Regions from separate parts of the Homo sapiens genome. Here region 2 is linked to region 1. Evidence: chromatin contacts called from ENCODE Hi-C data. All regions are on one chromosome and are shown on one strand. Each heading gives the region's core, a stretch centred on a gene start or an enhancer-like site at or near the end of the contact. The rest is flanking DNA. Distances are from core to core; before and after follow the strand shown. Region 1 has its middle 400 kb from the start of CT66. Region 2 overlaps AUTS2 (activator of transcription and developmental regulator AUTS2).

The links. A loop is a pair of places that touch in the nucleus more often than their neighbours do. Pooled maps may share reads with other maps.
Region 2: a loop to region 1 is called in a map with no recorded cell type, with 4 times the contacts of the local background. The contact joins two enhancer-like sites. A Hi-C loop is called at or near these places in 4 of 37 single-sample maps with no recorded cell type and 2 of 50 pooled maps.

Annotation. Positions count from the first base shown.
Region 1 is chr7:69,197,750-69,200,739 of GRCh38, reverse strand. No RefSeq gene overlaps it. Among named protein-coding and RNA genes, the nearest start is that of CT66, 400 kb to the left of the region's middle. Within about 2 kb of position 1,564, at least 3 of the 41 ENCODE cell types and tissues checked have a DNase peak (open chromatin) inside an H3K27ac peak, as active enhancers do.
Region 2 is chr7:69,694,660-69,697,626 of GRCh38, reverse strand. All of the region lies in intron 1 of AUTS2 (activator of transcription and developmental regulator AUTS2), which reads right to left. Among named protein-coding and RNA genes, the nearest start is that of AUTS2, 98 kb to the right of the region's middle. RefSeq lists an enhancer at 375-424. Within about 2 kb of position 1,451, at least 4 of the 41 ENCODE cell types and tissues checked have a DNase peak (open chromatin) inside an H3K27ac peak, as active enhancers do.

The sequences.
Region 1 (2,990 bases), core at 315-2,814:
CAACACTGGATTCAAGCTTAAGGTGCAGACTCACAGAATATTATTATTTTGATGTATATCAGCTGCATTTCTTTAAGGTAAATTTAAGAGCTGTTTTTTCTTTTAAACCCTAGTTGGATTTTTCAGGTGTCTTGTAAAAGCAAAACTGTAAGTCTTATTTTTATATTCTGTCTCTTTCAGACACACGCGCATGCACACACTCACATGCATACATGCACATATGTGCGCGCACACACACACACACACGTGTCCACCAGCCCTCAGTGCCAAAAAGGCAATTTTGCTGCCCTGAAGCTTTTATTAATTTTGACATGCTTTTGGTGAGCCACTGACACTGCTGCTGAATGGGGCTTCCTAAGATAATAGGATGAATGAAATAGAAAAAAAAATAGTAAGGAAAGATAAAACCTTCTGAGGAAACTTTTAAGGAAAAAGTTCCCATCTCAACTGGGCTGTGTGCTCTTGCCTATGGGGGACACTGCAGGGGCACGATTTTAAAGACACTCCAGAGACAGAGCCTCCTGAGCACGGCTGGCATCAATGAGACACCCACAGCTAAAACCTCATTTCACAGCTTGATAAAAATTAAACATAAAAGACTCTTCCGGCTTCACAAAAATGGAAATATATGCTGTTTTGAGAAGTGCCACCTCTAGTAATTGAGTTACTGTCTTCCAGCCCTAGCTTGCTTCTGAAGAATGCTTCATGGATTGCATCTGAGGCAATTGCTCATCACTTCTCTGAGAGTTTGCAAATACATCTGCCTGGAGTCTCAAACAAAGTCTTGTCAACATGACCTCAGGAAGTCTCCTCACCACTGGGACTCTGAATGGAGTCACTGACTCTAGTATTTAGTCTTCTTTGTAATCCTGGAGTAGGGATCTGACTCTGCAGACCATATTTGGCTTTGTAGGGCTCTGCCAAGGGTGGGCTAGAGGGAGACTGCACGGGGAGAGGAGGAAGTAATTACTCTTTTCTGTGTGCTTCCTGTGGACTTCCTGTGTGCTTCCTGTGGACTTCCTGTGTGCTTCTTATCCTATTGACTTGCTGTGGATTTCCTGTGTGCTTCCTGTGAACTTCCTGTCTGCCTCCTGTGGACCTCCTGTTGGCCCATGGTGGATTTCCTATCTTCTTCCTGTGGATTTTTTGTGTCTACTTCCGATGGACCTCATTGTGGCTTGTTGTGGACTGCCTTTCTGCTTCCTGTGGAGTTCCTGTGTGCTTCTTGTGGACTTTCTGTCTGCTTCCTGTGGATTTCCAGTGTGTGTCTTGTGGATCTCCTGTTGTCTTGCTGTGGAGTTCCTATGGACTTCCTGTGTACTTCTTGTGGACTTCCTGTGTGCTTCTTGTGGACCTCCTGTTGGCTTGCTGTGGACTTCCTGTCTTCCTCTTGTGGACTTTCTGTGTGCTTCTCATGTATTTCCTGTTTCTTTGCTGTGGACTTTCTGTGTGCTTCTGGTGGACTTCCTGTCTGCTTCCTGTGGACGTCCTGTCTGCTTCTAGTAGACCTCCTGTCATCTTGCTGTGGATTTCCTGTGTGCTTTCTGTGAACTTCCTGTGTGCTTCTTGTGAACTTTCTGTCTGCTTCTGTTGGACTTCTGCTTCCCGTTCTTGCCAAGTGCCACCCAAGAAGCACTGTTTTACTCCGGCGGTGGCCAATCCTTTCGGTAGTAGTGACTGAATTCAGTTTGTAGTTTCTCTGGTGTTTGCAGACAAACTTCATTATGTCCCACTCTGAGACACCAGCATTGATCATTCTCCTCTCCTTAGAGGTTAGAGTCCCAACCCCACAGTAGCTCCTTTTCGAAGCTTCAAGGTTTTAATGATTCCAGCCTCTTCTCTTTGTTCCCCCAGCCTTGGGAGTCCTGGGAGTGTTTACTGCTTTGTGTAGTTGCTACCACTATGGTAACTTCCAGTTACTTAGTCAACAACTCTATACCCAGTTAATAACTTCTTTTTATTAAATTCTTTCTATGCAAATAACTTTTGTGATTTCCAATTCCTTACTGGATGTGGCTGATACAACACTTTTAACAGGTTGGTTTGTAAGATTCTGATTTTTTGTATGCATTTAGGGACACACACATAATCTGTGTTTACTTATGACTATATGACTTTATTTTTACAGAAGTGGCATCATATTGTTTGCACAATCTTCTGCAACTTTCTTTTTATCACCTAATTTTAAATATAAATAAGAAATAAGAAATAATAAAAAATGAGAACATATTCAAAAATGACTTTCCATGTCAGTACAAATGAAGCTTCCTTATCATTTTTCATGGCTGCATAGTATTTCATAATTTGTTTAATGATGACCACTCCTAGAACTTTTGATTGTTTCTATTTTTTTTGCAATTACAGAAAAATATTTTAGTGAATATGCTTATACACAAATATACACAGACAATTCTTGGGTACATGTTTGAGTATACATCTTTAAGATACATTTCTATTATGGAAACAGTATAAATAACATGCGTATTAAATATTTTTGATACATGCAGCCAATGCCCCCCAAAAATGCTTTACCATTTGACATTATTATCAGCTAAGTATGATTATGCACATCTGCTCTCTCTTTTTTATGAATTCCTAAAAGTTTCTGGTCTGCTGATGGTACATTTTTTTATATTCTAGCAATAGTATTGATTTTCTGTTTTTTCCTGGGCATGAGGAGTGACCAAAGCAAGTGCTCAGCTGGCATCTCGATCCAATTTTTTCAGATTTCAGTTTTCTTCAGTGGCCTTGGTGGATTCAATAAATCTTCAGGTAGTCTACTGCCAATTACCTTGTTTTCATGGCAGTCTTGAAAATGTTTTGGATTTTTCTGGCTCAGGCAAAAGGCTTTAAACATTTCTTTCTAGGTGAGTGAATTTTCCTGTCCTTGAAAGATACACCCTTACAAGGAGTATTCATGAGGAGCCTATGGCCAAGAATTAATAGTAACTACAACAAAAAATAGCCAACATTTATTAAGCCTTTATTAT
Region 2 (2,967 bases), core at 202-2,701, 500 kb before region 1:
ATCTGAGCACTAACAAAATCCTAAGCTGCAGAAGATTCATTTTCTTTCACTTATTTCTGTAGGTATAAAGCTAAGACAGTCTGAGAAAAAGCTCAGACTGCACCTCATAGCAAATCTAGAAAGCCTACCCCTGACATCACCACAGCACTTCTCATATTGAATCACGATTGGTGGGTTTCTTAATTTAATCCTCTCTCAACTGTGAGTTCCCCAAGGCAGAGATCATTTTATTTATCCCCAGTGCACCTAGCTCAGTGCATGGCACCATGGATACAGTACATAAATATTTGGTGGATGTCTACTTAGAAGAGGCAATGCTTCTTGTAAAAGAAAAGGAAGCCTATACAATTCAGTTCATTTGCCCTTGGCAAAGAGGAACATAAGATCTACATCCTAAAACTGATTCTCAGAGTAAGGTCCTTGGACTAGTAGCATCAGCAATGCCTGGGGCCACATGAGAAATGCAAATTTTAAGGCCCCACCCAGGCATACTGAATCAGAAACTATGGATGAGGTCTAGCAATCTACATTTTAATAAGCCCTCCAGACGATTTTAATGAAAAGTAAAGTTTGAGAATCATTGTCCAACAGTTTCTGTGCATACACATACGTTACAGCTTCCTAACCTATCCCTTAGAAGTGAGACAACTGAATAAGATAACTCTAAACGTTTTTTAGATGTTTGGAAATAAGTTTACACACAACCATGAACCAGCTTTCCTGGTGGTGTTAATTAATTACATATGCAATGCTGGTTCAGTGGTTTTTATTAATCTGTTTCTCTCTGCTCACAGCAAAGACATACATATTTTACCAATGAAAATACAAAAGTCAAACCAACAGCTGAGACACTAGAAAAAAAATCTTTTTACAAATTGACCAGAACACATTAGAAAATTAATGTTACACAAAGTGACAAGAAGGTCAGGTTCTTAGGGCAAAATGGAGGTCATTCTGCATTTATCTCCAACTCAAACAACTAAAAGACATTCAGCAAAGATCTCCTCATTCTCCCCACTCTGTGCATGGCTATGGTGGCCTTCTCCCAGATTATCTGCTGGTATTTCTAAAGAGCAGATCGAGATAAGAGGGTAAGAGTATTCAGAGTGCTCAAAGAGGGAGGAGCAATTTTGTCACATGGAGACTTCAATGACATGTCAACAATGAGCCTAATTACCCTGCTGCTATTCTGAAAATAATTCTATACCCTTCACGTAAAAAAAAAATTCTATACCCCAGTGAGTCTATTTTGGAGGGAAAACAGCCCAGCAAAGACACCCTTGGCCAGCATTAGAGAAGGCTGACGTTACTAAGGAAACTCACTTGGGGAGGAAGTGCTGAGTCTCTTGGCCTTTCCCTGAGGAGGGGTAAGGTAACCAAACCAAAAAGGGAAGAACAGAGGTCCTCTTGAGCCTATGCAGCTGCTAGAGGTGCACCGAGGCTAACCGCAGGCTTCTAGAGGTGTCAAACTGCTCTGCAAAACTAAATTTGTCCTTGTGGCTGGAGAAATCGCAAAAAGAAAAGTGAATTCTCACCCATGATCTGACAGATGCATGTGCTTCACTAGCCACGAATATATTCAGATATTAAAGGGGCAGCAATTTTTAAAACTGATCATAATACGTTTTCATTCAGGGCCCACAAAACAAAAATACCACAAAGGGTGTCTTCCTATTTGTAGATGGAAAAAGAGCATTTCTTGAGTGTCAAGAAGGCCCCTTCTTGTGTTCTCCCGTAATACAGAAGCTACTGACCAAGAAACCGTGCTTAAAAATAAAGATTTTTTTTAATGTCTAGTTTCCATACCCAGTTTCAAGAAATTCAAAATTAGAGTAATTTTGGTCAAAATCTGTTAGATTTATTCCTGCAGTTGTGGGAGGGGGGCATTTTTAAAATGCTTCACTAAAACAGAAAATATACAAAAGCATGCTCTTAAAATATAGCAAAATATTATAAACAACATCAAGCCTATTAATGTCTACTATCAATCTAGTTTTAAGAGGATAGTTTTTTAAAATGGATATGAACATTTGCCCAATTAATTTTGTTTTTAAAGTGAGTATTAAAAAGCACAATATTTAGTCGAATGTGATTCAAATTCATCCAAATCAGGACCTACCCCTAATCAAATATCTGACTACAATTTTTCAAACAGTTAATAATTTTTTTGTTTTATATTTTATTAAGCTGAATAACACAATATAGTATTTCCTCTATATGACCAACCTGAAAATATTATATTCCCTGTTACTTTGTTAATCTATATTTATATTTTTAAAAAAATTTTTTTTCTTTTTTATACAAGAGTCTTGATCTGTTGCTCAGCCTGGAGTGCAGTGGTGCGATCACAGTTCACGGCGGCCTTGATCTCTGGGGCTCGAGCTATCCTCCCACCTTAGCCTCCAAAGTAGCTGGGACCACAGGGGTGTGCCACCACATGTGACTTTTTTTTCTTTTTTCTTTTTTTGTAGAAATGGAGTCTCACTGTGTTTCCCAAGCTGATCTCAAACTCCTGGGCTCAAGCAATCCTCCCACCTCAGCCTGCCAAAGCGCTGGGATTACAGGCATGAGCTACCATGCCTGGCCTGTTAATATATTTTCAGTGATTAAACAAATGATGACAAAACATAGGTTACCACGTTCTCTCCCATGGAATACCCATTTCTGTAAACACCCAAAATGTTCCAGTGGGGTTTTCCTGCTTTATAAAGCAGTACATATTTTAAACCCCTTTTACTCTTAATTTCAAAGACGTTTGGCGTTTTGCAAAGCTAGAAAAAGTAATTTTATCTCTCACTGCCATACCTACAGTCAAACTATAAATAGTAAGGCCACCTTGTAAAATAATGGATTTCAATCTACTTTCAACTTTGAGGGTCCGCATTACAACTATAATTACTTCTTTTAGATAACTCCTGTCCACTAAGCACCCAAATACAGAACAACGAAAGCCAACTTTCCACTTAT